Regions from separate parts of the Homo sapiens genome. Here region 2 is linked to region 1. Evidence: chromatin contacts called from ENCODE Hi-C or POLR2A ChIA-PET data. All regions are on one chromosome and are shown on one strand. The core of a region is the stretch at or near the end of the contact, and the rest is flanking DNA. Distances in the headings are between cores, read along the strand shown.

Evidence for each region. Hi-C counts contacts between places; a loop is a spot of excess contacts on that map. ChIA-PET counts read pairs that join two places held with the same protein, here RNA polymerase II (POLR2A). Pooled maps may share reads with other maps.
Region 2: a map of PC-3 shows a loop between it and region 1 (5-fold over the local background). The contact joins the enhancer-like site here to the promoter of KCTD1 in region 1. A Hi-C loop is called at or near these places in 3 of 168 maps with a recorded cell type or tissue (PC-3, chondrocyte and mammary epithelial cell), 3 of 37 single-sample maps with no recorded cell type and 3 of 50 pooled maps. POLR2A ChIA-PET finds 5 or more read pairs at or near these places in 1 of 52 experiments (MCF 10A).

What each region holds. Positions count from the first base shown.
Region 1 is chr18:26,544,209-26,551,680 of GRCh38, reverse strand. KCTD1 (potassium channel tetramerization domain containing 1) reads left to right here and starts at 3,128. Exons shown (of 5, transcript NM_001142730.3): 1 at 3,128-4,953. The coding sequence starts at 3,145. LOC124904273 (a long non-coding RNA gene) reads right to left here and starts at 4,821. Exons shown (of 2, transcript XR_007066321.1): 1 at 4,687-4,821. RefSeq lists enhancers at 1,553-2,194, 2,195-2,836, 2,902-3,196, 3,827-3,916, 3,937-3,986 and 2 more and silencers at 2,087-2,186, 2,197-2,326, 2,417-2,646, 3,237-3,296, 3,407-3,516 and 3 more.
Region 2 is chr18:26,742,240-26,749,711 of GRCh38, reverse strand. All of the region lies in intron 1 of LOC124904272 (a long non-coding RNA gene), which reads left to right. Among named protein-coding and RNA genes, the nearest start is that of PCAT18, 42 kb to the right of the region's middle. RefSeq lists an enhancer at 6,773-7,067. Within about 2 kb of position 4,256, at least 7 of the 41 ENCODE cell types and tissues checked have a DNase peak (open chromatin) inside an H3K27ac peak, as active enhancers do; they include PC-3, where a contact is called at or near this core.

The DNA of each region.
Region 1 (7,472 bases), core at 1,879-4,378:
GGGTTTTAAAAATTAAGCAACTTTTTTTTTTCTTTTGGTCGAGGGGAAGCAGGGTATATATCTGTTTTTCTGGGTGTTCTTCCCGTGACTCCTATAGATAGTAGCCCAAAGACGTCTTCTTTTCCAGTATTTAATGAAGTATCCTACGGGCAGATCATTTTGGTAGCCTTTCCGGAGCTGGTGCAACGAAGCAGATCCACAGTTGCCCGATAATCAGGCCAAGGCATACTTTCCAAGGTGCGTTTTTCATATCGAATTTAAGCGCGGGTCCTGCCCGTTGTTTGCAAACTGTCCAAGCAGCACCCAAAACTGCTGCTTTTCCAAGTCCGTTAAAAAGTTATTTGCGCTTGGGGTTTTTCGGTTCTGCTACACCCCACCTCCTTCCCCTGACTTTTGCCAGTAGAGACCTGCCCTGGGGGATATTTTGTCCTGGGAGCACAAAACTATTTTCTTTTCTGGAAATAAGTTGACGTCAACTGGGAGCTGTTTTGGGTTGCTTTGTTTCCCGGAGCGTCCAACCCAGCACACCGCCTCCGGCAAACTGCGAGCAATTCAAAGCAGCTCGCCCAGTAGGGAGGGGAGCTGGTGGGAGGGGGGTGGACCCCGCCGCCCGCAGAGGTGGGGAGACCTGGGGGGCGGCTCCGCTCCCAGGCTGCAGCGTGGGCCTGGTCCCCTGCCAAGCCAGGAGCGCAGCCCGGAGCCAGCGCGGCCCCCGGGTCCCTGCGCTTATGGCGAGGGTCGCGGGGGAACAGCCCCTGGTAGGTAACTTGCCGGGCACCCACCTGAGTTCTCCGCACCGCGGCCCGAAAACCTGGGAGCGTCCCAGGACAAAGGGCCAGCCCTCTGGAATTAGCCGTGTGTGACTAGTGTGTGCCAGCTCGTATGTGGGGGTCCCAGTGTGCAACTAACTTAGCTGCTCACCGCAGCCTCGGAGAAACGAGCACGCCTTTCTGCACGTGTCCAGGGCGGGTGCGGCGGGCAGTGCATTGTGAACAAAGCCGGCCACCTCCCGCGCCGCACCTCGGGGACGATTCCCGGACGGTTCTCCGCGGAGAGCCGGGCGGATGAGAGCGTGGTGTGTGTGTGTGTGTGTGTGTGTGTGTGTGTGTGTGTGTCTGTGTGTCTTGTGTTTCCCTAAGGAGCCGGAGGCGGCCCGCGAGGCAGGGACTTGCTCTAACTTGTTTCACACCTGGCGCGGTTTCCCCGAAGCTCGGGTGGCGTCCAGGGCCGGGCAGGCACGCGGAGGACCAGCAGCGTTCGCTGCAGAAAAAGACATCGTCAACTCCCACTCAGAAGCCCACACTGCCCTGAGACCTGGTCTTTCATTCTTTCTTAAAAAAAAAAAATGCAAATTGATGGATGGGTTTCAATTGATGCGTAAAATGCTTCCCTTGAGAGCAAGACAGGAGGGCCAGGGAAGGGGGAAACAGGCAGTTGACATAACTCTCACAGCCTAACTGCCGAGAATTCGGACTTGGAGGTAAATTCGAGGACGCACCCGAGGAGCAGGCGAGGCTGCCTCCCAGCAGGACGGCCTGGCACCGGGGCGCACTGCTGGGGACCTGACTCCCTCGTGTCCCCTCACCCCAGGGACTCGCAGCTGGCCCGCGCGCCAGGGTACACACGGGCTGCGGGAGAAGGTGAAAGTTAGGATGCAGCACGAGCTCCGAGAGTGGCCTGGGCTGTGCCTCCTAAGAGAACAGCCGAGGTCCCCGGCGGCTCTGGGAAGCTGCCCCTGGGCCGGGAGAGCGGGAGGCGGCGACGCAAGGACGCGCCCGGAGCCTGGGCGCGCCGGGGGCGGGCGTTTGGCTGGAAGTGGGGCAGTGTCTCCTATGGGAAAGCGAGACCCGGCGAGCTCTTTGGCTGCTTTTCCAGTTTCCGAGGTGCCCGCCCCCGCGCGCCTGAGGCAGCGCAGCCCGGAGGGCGAACGAATGGCGGTTGGCAAACTTTGAGTGAGAGTGCGCTCCGGATCCGAATTGCCGAATTGTGGCTGCGGCAGGGTCGGCCGAGACACAAGTTCGCTTTTTCCGCCTGCCCGATGGGCCTTAGGGAGACTTCAGCTCCAGCTTGGTGGAGCGCCTCGCCCGAGGGAGTTGTGTCACTTTGCTCAGGGGCAGGGAGGGCGGCGCCCTGGGCGGGTGGGGAAGGGTCCCTGTGGCCCCTGGGGTCCCAAGCGCCTCTTCCCTCGTCTCCCCTCCCACCGGCCCCTCCCAGTCTTCTCTGCCTCGCTCCTTCCCGGGGCTGGCTGGACCGGCGCGGACTTGCCCCAGACCTACGGGGAGCGCCCCAGGTCTTTAATGACAGCTTAAATGTGGCTGTTGGAAAAGTCGAAAGGGATGTGGCTGACGTGGGGCGTGTTTCGCTCCTTTGCAAGAGTCGGAAAGGGAGTTGGGAGCCGCGCGGCTGGCCCCAGGCCCCCGCGCCTCGCCGCCAGCAAGTAGGTGGGGGAGCCGCCGCCGCCGCCAGCCCCATCCCGCTCCCAAGCCTCGCCCGCTGCGCCCTGGCCGCGGGCGCCGAGAGGGTGCGGGGCCTCGCCGTGCCTCCTCCACCCTGCTCATTAACCTGCCTGCTCCGCTCCGCTCCGGGCGGCCCCAGACACGGGTTTCCCGCGGCAGCACCCGCGGCCCGCCCGGCGCAGCCGCCGCCCCGACCCCCCGGCTCCGGGGGGCAATGAGGGGGCAGTGGAAGGGGCACTGCTCCTCGGGCATTACTTAGAGAAACGAGACCGTCCCGCCCTCTCGCCGGCCCTCCCTCTCTCCCGCCCGGGCCCGCGCAATTCTCCGCCAGAGGGTAAGTTGGGAGTGTTTCGCCCCCACCGACAGCTCTCCCTCCCTTTCCTTTTTTTTTTCCTTCAAAGTTTTCTTAGAAGTGGGAGCCGGGTGGGGGAGGAAGAAGGTCTGGTCAGCCTCCGTCCTTTACCCTATCTCTCCGGTCTAACTTGTCCCCCCCTCCCCCCTCCCCTCCATCCCCTGCGCGCCGCTGCCCCTCCGGAGCTGCGCTCGGGAATGACAATTGGAGCGCGGCTCCTTTAAGAGCCCGGCTTTGCCTCCCGGTAGCTGAAGGTCATTAAACACAAAAGCTCTCAGCGCTGCGGTCCAATATAGCGCATGCGCCCTGCCCGAGGACTGGCAGAGAGACGGCAATATGGCGAGAATGCCTGGCAGCGGGGACTGTAACACCAGCGCGGGCGGCAGCGCCAGCGCTGCCGCCGCCGCCGCCGAGAACAATGGGGAGCGGGGCGAGGGCGAGCGCGGCGCGGGGGGCCGCGGCCGCCGCCACAGCCGTCCGCACTACTGCAGCGCGGGCGAGGAGGAGGAGGAAGAGGAGGAGGAGGACGAGATCCAGGAGGTGCAGATAACGGGGGACGAGGAGGAGGAGGAGGACGGAGGTGGGGGGCTGGAGGAGGACGAGGAGGAGGAGGAAGAGGAGGAGATGGGGCTGGACTGGGACGAGCCCCTGGAGCCCGAGGACTCGGCCGGGGAGGAGCTGGAGCCCGAGCCGGTCCATATGATCAATATGGACCAGAGCGCCGCGCTGGAGCCCGAGGCGCCGCCGCGACTGCTGGCGCCCCGGGCCCGCGGTGGGCCGCCCGGGGACGGCTCCGAGCTGGACCCCGACGTGCTGCAGCGCCCCGAGCGGGCCCGGCTGAGCGAGAACACCCGGCTGGCCACCCGCTACGCCGTGCGCATCTTCCGGGAGTACCTGAGCGAGAAGGCGCAGAGCCCGGACTTCGAGACCATGGACAAGGGGGCGCTGTGCCGCGTGCTGCGCTCCTTCTATGCCGAGGCCCGCTCCAAAAGCGGCCAGCTCTACAGCAAGTCGTCGCTCATCAGCATCCGCAGCTCCCTCAACCGCTACCTCAATGAGCCCCCGTACTGCCGCACGCTCGACCTCACCAAGGACCCCGAGCTGCGCAGCGCCAACCTGACGCTGGCCGCGGTCATCCGCAAGCTCGAGGAGCAGGGCGCCGGGCCGGTGGTGCAGAAGCAAGCCATCACGCGCGCCGACCTGCGCAAGCTGTACACCTCCAGCGTCTTCAGCACCAACACGCCCTTCGGGCTGCTCAACAAGGTCTGGTTCGAGACGTGCATGTACTTCTGTACCCGCGGCCGCGAGAACCAGCGTGAGTTGGAGGAGGACTCTTTTGGGCTGGCCATGGACGAGGACGGTCGCAAGTTCGTCTACTTCAAGTCCCTCGGGCCCTACCACAAGTCGCGCTCGTCGTCGTGGAGCAAGAAGCGCGCCGAGAGCAGCGACGAGGAGAACTTGCCCCGCATGTATGAGACGGGCACCGAGTTCTGCCCCTACGCCAGCTTCGTCAAGTACCTGTCGAAACGCAACCCTCTCTGCAAGGCGTTCTTCCAGCGGCCCCGGGACCACTGCAGCGAGGGCGATGTGACCTGGTACGAGAACAAAGCCATCGGCAAGAACTTGCTAGGCACTCGGATGCAGATGCTCTCCAAGGCGGCCAAGCTCTCCAAGACCTACACCAACCACTGCATCGGCGCCGTCTCCATCGCCACGCTCAACAGCATCGCGGGCATTGGCACCAAGCTGGGCTCGCCCGCCCCGCAGGGCTGCTACGCCGAGGCTCTGAACGGGGCGGCACGGCACCACTCCCACCACCCCCCCACCCATCCCTCCCACCACCACCGCCCCCAGCCGCCCTCGCTGGGGAACACTTACATCCTCCCCAAAGACAGCCAGGTCGGGCCCGACGTGAAATCCGAGGCTGCGCCCAAGCGCGCCCTGTACGAGTCTGTGTTCGGGTCGGGGGAAATCTGCGGCCCCACTTCCCCCAAAAGACTTTGTATCCGCCCCTCGGAGCCTGTGGATGCGGTGGTGGTGGTTTCCGTGAAACACGACCCCCTGCCTCTTCTTCCAGAAGCCAATGGGCACAGAAGCACCAATTCTCCCACAATAGTTTCACCTGCTATTGTTTCCCCCACCCAGGTAACCAAACCAAACTCTATGCATGAAATGTTTCTTTGGTACCACTTCGGGACTAACTTTTGTGCTAATGCAGCTCTGGGTAGGGGGGAAGTTTTAAAAAGTAGGTAATGTACTGAATCGGATTTCGTTTCACCCTTAGAAGTTAACTCTCTTGGTGCTTTTTGGGAAACTTTACACCTAACCTTAAAAGATGTGAGAGAGGGCATGCTACCTAACAAATCACTGCTGTGCAGTAAGGCGAAAAACTTCAAAGTTCGCCGAACAAAAGGATTAGCTCACTCTTGCAGCCGCTCTTCATTGAATGCATGAGTTTTATAAGGCAAAGACTGCGAGAACACTGTAAATGTAAAGGAAGCAGTTACTTAAGACATATTTGAATCAAGTAACCCTTAAAAGACTCTATTACGTATTCGCCATGACCTTAGAAGGTAGAAAAACAGTTATAAATTATTGAAAAGAAAACGTGCCAATCCCACTTCCTGTAGCTTTTTTTTTTTTTTTTAAAGAAAAGGGGTGGAGAGTGGAGAGCCAGGCAGTTGAGTGCCAGTTTATACTGTAACATGTAGTTGAATGTAAACTGGCAGTGTGGGGTGCAATTTCCATAAACTAAAGTGGGAACGTGGTATCTGCAATTCCAGTCAGGCTACAAATTGGAGTATGGGCCTGTGGTGCCCAGCACTGTGGGCACTGAAACATTGCTGTCTCCCCCTAGCCCCACGGAGCTCACTATCTAGGGGGCAGATAATACCTACGAAGTAGATAATTAGAGTAAGAGTGCTATCCCAGCAGCTGAGTCAGCATGGACAAATCACTTCACTTCTCCTTGGCTTCACTATCCTCATCAAAGAGGAAGAAACTATTTCCACCCTAACATGATTTAAGTCTAAGCAGTGCCAAATTCTGGGTCGAGACTGGGGCCTCTAGTGTTAGATTCTTCTTTCCTTATTTTCCCCAAGGTAGTATTTTCGTGAGTATTATTAAAGTTATATTCATGTTTTGGACACTCTCTAGTCTAGGAGTCAGAAACCAGGGGTCTTTGGACACTGTGTTCTATTCTGCAGGCAGGAGTACCCACTGGAGGTTTTACAACTTTGACCTGCCTGCCATCAAGCAGAAGTAGGAATTTTGCAGGTCTGAAGGTATAGTGCAGGCCCTCCAGGAACATATGTCAGGTACCTCTGTGCTTTTTCCAAAGTGGAAATTCCAGTTCTGGACACACTGACCCTTTCAAACGTTTACCAGCTAATGGGCAAGCCTCAAGGCCAACTGAGAAAGGGGCTGCGAGTGGTAATATAAACACCAAAGTTCTCTAAAATACACAAGACCTGTAGGCTATGTGTCTTCTGTACTTCAGGTGTGTAGTCTATTTCTGACAGGTTGTGTTAGTGAATTTTAAGAATGGAGAGGAGAATTTAGGGTTTGCTTTTTCTTTGAAAGCAAAAATAAATGTTCATATTCTTCTGATACAGTAAAAACCCTTGAAATGCCCTAATTTAGAATAGCACCTGATTAATTAAGAGTTAAAAGTCTAAGAAAGTTTATTAAGGCGTGCATGGCCTTGGGATAACAATGAAACCATTTGTCTACTGGCATCTGTCTGCTGGTTTCTTGACACCAGTGTAATATAGAATTGTGACGTAAAGAACCACAAAATATAAGAGGGTTTCGTTTCATTGGTTTTGTTTTGTTCTAAGGAATGCAGTCTTTCAGTCATTATCTTTTATTTACCTGAGTAAAATAAATCAGTTCCAAAAAACTGTATACTGATGCTTTTATTATTCTTGCATTATTGTCAGGTAACTCCTAAGTTAAATATAGATTTGAGTGTCCATATATGGCTTATATGATTATTATGGCTCTCAAACAAGATCTTAGCTCCAAGTCCCTGTTAGTTAAAACACTACAAAAAGTTTTCAGTTTGCACATTTTTAGTAGTCAGCTTTTCACTTATGAAGTCTGAGCAGTCGAAGTATTGCTCAGTAGAAAGCTGAGAGCAAACTTTTTCCTTCTTTGTATATTAAAATCACTGTAAGAGTTGAGGTTCAGTGCATTTCCTGGGGCTTAATGCCTAGCTGAGGTTGCTGGCCTGTGGCATTGCTTTGGGTCATCAACTCTTCTGGCTGGTCATTAATCCGCAGGAAATGCCCTGTGCAGCTCCAGCTTCAGTCATTATTACTTAATCATAAACATAGGCTCTCTAGCCTAATACTGACTGGACTTTATCAAGTAGTGTCATACGGAATTCCACTGTTGACCATCTTAGAGACATCTCGATAACAGACAGGTCACACACTGATGTTTTGATTTTCTACTAATGTTGCAAGTTTCCCTAAAGATGAAGAGCCTGCTTCTTTAAATGCATTTACTCTTTTTACTTCTTGAGGGTGTTGTTAAGTATATTATTTATGGGACTGGTTAAAAAATGAATGCATTCAAGGATTAACAAAGATTATGGAATGTGTGATTGCTCATGTGAAGTATCTGGCTTTTGGGGGGAGTGAGGAATTATGGCGATGGTT
Region 2 (7,472 bases), core at 3,007-5,506, 200 kb before region 1:
ATGGAGTGACCTACAAGAAACTAACTTGCTTCTGAAACAAGTCAATAGCATGAAAGAAAAAAAAGGGGGAACTGCTCTATACTAAAAGAGATTGAAGAAGTATAACAAATTAAATACATTGACCTTGTTTAGCTCTTGATTTAAATTACCAACCATAATAGGGCCGGGCACAGGTGGTGGCTAACGCCTGTAATCCCAGAATTTTGAGAGGTTGAGGCAGGCAGATCACCTGAGGTCAGGAGTTCAAGACCAGCCTGGCTAACACAGTGAAACCCCGTCTCTACTAAAAATACAAAAATTAGTCAGGCATGGTGGTGCATGCCTGTAGTCCCAGATACTCAGAAGGCTGAAGCAGGAGAATCACTTGAATCCAGGAGGCAGAGGTTGCAGTGAGCCGAGATGATGCCATTGCACTCCAGACTGGGAGAAAGAGCCAGACTCCATCTCAAAAAAGAAAAAAAAAAAAAAGACCAACCATAAGAAAGCACAAGAAAATTGGAGGAATTAAATTATATGTTGGGTATTATTACATGATACCAAAGGATTCTTATTTTGCTGGACGTGATAATGGTATTTTGTTATACAAGAAAGAAAACGTATTATTTAGAGATAAGTACAAACTGCATAGGGTAAAATATCATGTTTGGGACATGCTTTAAAATAGTTCTGCAAGGGAAACAAAACAAAAAGAAAAGGAATATTTTTAAAGGGCTAAGAGAAGTAAATGTCGTTAAGTCCTGGTAATTGATTAATCTGGGTAATGGGTATATGTGGGTTCACTATACTGTATTCTCTACTTTTGAATAAGTTATTAAAAGATTTTAGTCCAACTACAAGCTGTTTTCAGAAAACAACTCTAATTGCTTCTCAGCCTTTTGGCTAAGACCAAGTGTAAAATACACCTCTAAAGACAATCAATTACAAAATTTCAAAATAAAATGATAGAAAATACTACACACAATAGCAACCCAGAGAAAGCTGGAAAAACTATATTCATATCAGACATTATTTAACTTTTACTTTAAGTTCAAGGGTACATGTGCAGGTACATTACATAGGTAAACTTGTGTCATGGGGGTTTGTTGTCTAGATTATTTCATCACCCAGGTATTAATCCTAGTACCCATTAGTTATTTTTCCTGATCCTCTCCCTCCTTGACAACTAGATCTTAAAGCAATAAAACAAACAAAAAAATATTTGGGAGGAATAAAGGAGGTCATCACATAATGAGAAATTAATCAGGGGAAAAAAATCCTGAACCTACAGGTGCCTAATAACATGTCTCCCAAAGTATATAAAATAAAAATTGGCCAAGGTATGAGGCACACTACCAGGCATAGTAGAAAGTTAGAATACATTGTGGTGGGTTGAATAGTTACCGCTCCTCAAAAGATATGTCTAAATCCTCTAAGTGGTTTTTTGTTGTTGTTGTTGTTTTTTCTTATTTGGAAAAAGAGCCTTTGCAGACATGATTCAATTAAGGATCTCCAGATGGTATTATCCTAGATTGTTTGGGTGGGCCCTAAATCTAATGACAAGTGTTTTTATAAGAGACAGAAGACAAGGCACAGACACAGAGGAGAAGCCGTATGAAGATGAAGGAAATGACTGGAGTTATGAGCCAAGGAACGCCTGGAACCACCAGAAATTGGAAGAGGGAAGAAAAAAATCTCCCCTAGAGAATCTTGTTCAGAGGGAGCGTAGCCCTGCCATCACCTTGATTCCAGACTCTTGTCGTACAGAACTGTTAGAGAATAAATTTCTGTTGTTTTAAACCACCAAATTTGTGGGAATTTTTACAGGAGCCCCAAAAAACTAATACATGTACCTCTCTGCATAGTTGGTAGATCAAGCCAACAAAAAGTAATAAAAACATACAAAAGATTTCAAGAGCATAGTCAAGCAGTTTTTATCTAATGAGCATATAAGCAATCCTGCACTCAATTATTTGTTAAAATATCCCTTATTTTTCATTGCACATGAATCATCTATATAAATTTGAGTCATATTGTAACAAAATAATTTGTCAATATTGTAGAGCTGCAATCATTTTTATCCTCTAAAAGAGCAGGTGCATTGCCCAAGTATGAGGAAAATTGGCTTAGAACTTTCTGACCTTTTAGTATCCTAGAGACAGCTTGTCTTTTTTTCTGCTTAGGAGAGAATATAGTTCACTAATTAGCCACAGATAAACAACTACAACCAGGCTCTTAATTTTATCTATTTTGGATGACTCTTACAGGAATTAAAAATTTCAAGGACACACAGATTCCATTGCCATTTCAAAGTAAGCATTCATGTTACAGTCATTGTCATCATTACTGGCAGGATAATTACTCTTAAAGTAACAGTCCCCAGAAGCAAGAAGTTGCCCCCCCGCCCCCCCCGCACCGTGCCCCGCCCCGCCCCCGTGTTGCTCATCAGCCCTGAGGCTTCATAAGTAAATACACACAAAGTTAACATGCTTAAATAAATGTTGCATGAATCAGATCGTGCATTTTATATGCCTCTCACAAAAAAGAAGTAGGTTAACAAGTATAACACAGTGAACATCCAGGGAAAATAAAATAAAATAAAAGTAATTTTCAGAGAACAGCCCTACCTATCCTTCTTATAGTATACCAACAAAAAACAACAATCAAAATACAGCAACATGATGGGAAGATACTGACAATATAAGCTGCCTTTTCCTTTCTCCTTGAATTGCATCATTCATACCGTTACCTCCTCGGGGCAAGGACTAGGTTATTATTTTTTGGCACAACTCTATTTAACCATGCAATGCGTGTGCACTTCCAGTTTGTAGAAATATTAGATAATTTTATTAAAAGAAAAAAATCTTCACACTTTTGCACCCTATTGTGTCTCCTGGCCCCCAGCAAGGAAAGAAATCTTTAGAACTGAATCCAGTTTGGAAGAAGGGATGTTTGCCTAGTGAAGCATAAAGTATGTCCTAGGATATCTGGGAGAAAGGTCACTGTACCAGGGCTTCCATTTCATCAACTATACACTGTCACGGCATTTCCTGGAGGGATTATGTAATGTATTTGGACAAAGACCTCTCTGGTTGCCCACTCTTAGTGAAAAGTGAGCTTTGGAAAGAACAGTTAAGGCATAAAAACACAATTCCTTAGGGCAGCTTTGCAGACAGAGCCAAAATGTCTCATGACCCATAAAATACTTTAAGTTCTAACCAGCCCTACCACGGAGAGTGTCAGAATCACATCGAACAGCGTGAGCCACATCTGCCAGCAGACGTCACATGATGGGTTCCAAATTTCAGTTTAATGCTCATTCTTCCTCATATTGTGGTTTCTTTCTGGACTACATTGATTTCTTTTCAATTGTGACCTAGGCAGTTTGCATGGATGCCTTACGTGGGTAAAATGTTACCTTCTGAAAAGCCATCGAGAATATTAGGTAACATCAAATTCCTTGTGCCAGATTTTCAGAGGAAAAAATATATGGTGTTCTAATTGCCCTTTCTGGAAACAATGATTTAAAATTTTCTTTTTCTTTCTGAAGGGGTCATCCCAAGCTATCTGATGATAAGCTGATGTGTTAATGCTATTCCTTGATTTGCAGGAACAAAGCAGTTAGAGCCAAAAATCTTAAGTGAATTACAGCATGTAAATGTCTCCTGAATAAAGAGAAGCACATTCCTTTTGGAAGTAGACATCGTAAGCCAGGCGATGTTAATGAGTGAAGAGAAATGCTTAGAGCTTGTGCTGGGAGAGACAAGTCCTGCAGTAAAAGGACTTAGGAGTTGCCCTGTCCCTCTGATGTTCCCTGGATCTGCAGCTGTAGAGCTTCTCCCTGGTTACTCCTGTATCTGGATCATTACAACTTTCTTCTCCAGTAGATTCTCCATATCACTGCCAAAGGCTGTCTTTTCCTCATTGTTTTCAACTACCCACACATTTCTGGGACTCTACAGCCATTTTCCATTGCCCTAGGCAGCAAGACTTAAGCTCTAAGAAATTCAGCCCTGACAGTCTCCGAAGACTCTACAACCAAAATACCCTATGCTTCAAAGTCTCCCAAGGGCCCTCCTACATGGTCTTTATTCCTTTGTTTTCTCCCTTCCTTTATTTTCTAACCCTACTTCCCCTCCCCCCATAAGAAAACGGAGAAGATACACAGTGCTCTACCAGTTATGCTGAAGTCACACTGACCCCACGACACCAGCTCATAGGCTCACCCAGCCCTCTCCAAGGTAAACAGTGCCTGAGCCCTTCCTGTCCTCTTTGGCAGCTTCATCAGCCACCTGAGAGCTTTCGCTGCCCAGTGCCTGCTTCCTTGTTCTCTGTCATACACCCATCTCACCCCCATCCCACTGTGTCTCCCTAGTCTTTGGCTTTTTAGTGGGTGTCAACCAGAGTGCCAGGTGGTATACACATTCATCAGATAAACATGGTTTATCTCCCGGGGTGACCATTTTTCTCAAATTGAAGATGGGTGGAATGAAGGGAAAGGAATTAAGTAATTTGTCTAAGTCATCTGAAACATAATTTTTGTATTAAAACAAACACGGATGTGTTATGGAGTAGAATGCAAAATCTACATTACTTTTTAAAATGAAAATGAGACTTCAAAGAAGTTTAGCATCTGTGGAGGGTGGCTTCTGGCAGCACCAGTAGGTCTCTCCACTTGTACATTCTCACTTTCCTCGACCTGAGGGGCCAGCAGAGACACCGGAAAACACGTGCCAAAATCCCAGGCTGTTCTTGACTTATTAGTCAATTTCTTCCTTCACCGATTTGAGCACCTACTATGTGCTGGGCCCTGTGAATATAAATATGATTTAAACAAGCCCCTACCTTCAAGCAGCTCACAGTCTAGCAAGATTAATGCAAATAACCAGCTCTAACAGAATGTAATCACTTTTACAATAAAGGTATGTGCAAAATGTTATGGTATCATATATAACATAGCAATTAACCATTTCAGACAGAACAGAGGAAGAACTCAAAGTCTGGCAGTCTGGCTGCATTCCTTAAATCGTGTATGTTTTTCTACCATATCTCCTACCATCAACAAAGCCTGCCTCAGGTGTTACATTTCTGTGTCTAATTAATTTACTTTGCATAGTACCAAATGCATATAGAACCCATGCATTATTTTGACACTGGGAAATGGTCATGGTTAAACACATTGTTGTGGTTTGAATTGTATTCCCCCCAAAAAGATACGCTGAAGTCCTAACCCCCAGTACCTCAGAATGTGGCCTTATTGGAAAATAGCATCTTTATGGAGGTGATCAAGTTAAAATGAGGCCATCAGAGTGGCCCTAGCCAATATAACTGGTGTGCTTATAAAAAAAGGAGAATTTTGGACACATACACACAGAAGGAAGACAACAGGAAGACACACAGGAAGAAGGTGGCCATGTGACTGGAGCGATGCGTCTGCAAGCCAAGGAACACCAAGGATTGCCAGAAAACACCAGAAGCTGGAAGAGGCAAGGAAGAGTCCTCCGGTAGAGCAATCAGAGAGGACATGGCCTTGCCAACACCCTTGGTTTTGGACTTCCAGCCTCCAGAATGGGGAGACAATAAATTTCTGCTGTTTTAAGCCACCCACGTTTTGATACCTGTCATGGAAGCCCTAATAAACTAATATACAGATGCATGTCATTTCAGTGTAAGTTTCTAATCTTTTTTGGAAAATTAAACCTCGCCTTTGTCATTCTTGGCAATATTCTTTGCTTGAAGCTAATCTCCAAGTCATTTTCTCTACTGCAGTGGCTCTCAATGTGTCATCGCTGGGCCGGCAGCATCAGCATCAGCAGGGGGCTTGTTAGAAATGCCCTATACTTCAGGTCCCTGCCCAGACCTTCTAAATTCAGAAACTGTGTGAGCAAGCCCTCCAGGTGATTCTGGCTTGAGAACGACGGCTGTACTGCATGCATGGGCCAATCTCACTTTGCTTCTGAATCCTGTTCTACTCCAAATATTAAGGATTATTAGAGATTAGTTCTCATCTTCCAAAATATCATAACAATAAAAATAAGCTACAGCTTTCATATCATTGTCCTCAAGCTAAACCTCCAAAGATCCAACAGAGTTTCTTTGGGAGGGCTTTTAACTCCGTGATAGACAAAACTGACAAGTGAATGCAATGTAGAGATTTGGGGAATTTTCTCCCATACTTGGCACTGCCCTGCTGCCTTCGAAGTACCTCAGTGCAGATGTTCTCATGCCACAGAATACCCACCCAACTCACCCAACTGCCCCATCCAGGCCTTGTCCTGTCATTACCCAGAATCCCAAATTTCCTTCTCTCTTCCTTCAATAAAATGTCCAGGCCAGGCACAGTGGCTCACACCTGTAATCCCAGTGCTTTGGGAGGCTGAGGTGGGCAGATCACGAGGTCAGGAGTTCGAGACCAGCCTGGTCAATATGGTGAAACTCCATCTCTACTAAAAAAATACAAAAATTAGCCAGGTATGGTGACATGCACCTGTAGTCCCAGCTACTTGGGAAGCTGAGGCAGAAGAATTGCTTGAACCCAGGAGGTGGAGGTTGCAGTGAGCAGAGACAAAGCAAGATCCTGTCTCCAAAAAAAAAAAAAAGTCCATTCACTCACAAGTTCGGTCTCAAGAGAGTATTTGGAGAAAATTATTAATTTATAATTAAAATATTAATCACTAATGACCTCCCTCCTTAATTGATCCAGGTTGTATAATTTTCTAAGTTTTTTTTTTTTTTTCAACCTCAAAGGACTCTATTTGGAAAGGTTTCAAGTACCGTGTCAAAATAAAATGAAGGTCTTTTGTTTGTTGTTATTTTGGAGAGTGGGGTAGCCAGTGCCCTTTAAATTACAAGTTCATGGAGCAAACATTCAGCTAACACAAGGCCAGTCCTGTTTGGCAACTGTCTCCCGTTCCTGGGTCAACAGCCCGTCAGCCAGTTGACCTTGAAGCAATGGCACCAGGCCTGTCCTTGTACTTTTGCTGCATTCCATATTGGGTGGGGTTTTGGTTTGGGTTTTTGTGTGTGTGTGTTTGGGTTTCTTTCTTTTTCCTTCTTTCTTTCTTTCTTTCTTTCTTTCTTTCTTTCTTTCTTTCTTTCTTTTTAAGATATTTCAATTTCTTAACAGGAAATTTTAGCTGCTGGTTTGAATTTAATTGAAGTATTTTATATGTACACCTTGAGACCCTCAGGCTAGGGTATATTTTTAATAAATCAAACAAATAAATTCCAAGTCTGTACTAACTGAAATGTCCTCATGCCTTCAATGATGGCCCTCTAAATGAAAATACTGAAAAATTCAAGAATAATGCTGCCTTAGTAGCAAATATATATATGAAAAGCAGCCCAGATTTTAAAAGAGAAAGAAATTCATGGCCTAAATTTTCCTGGAAATTGATCCCAGTTCCAACTTCCAGAGATCACTCTGCACCCAAAGCCCCAAATAGGAGGAAAGGGAAATTGGTGTGCAATGAACATTGTGCCAGGTGCTTTATTTC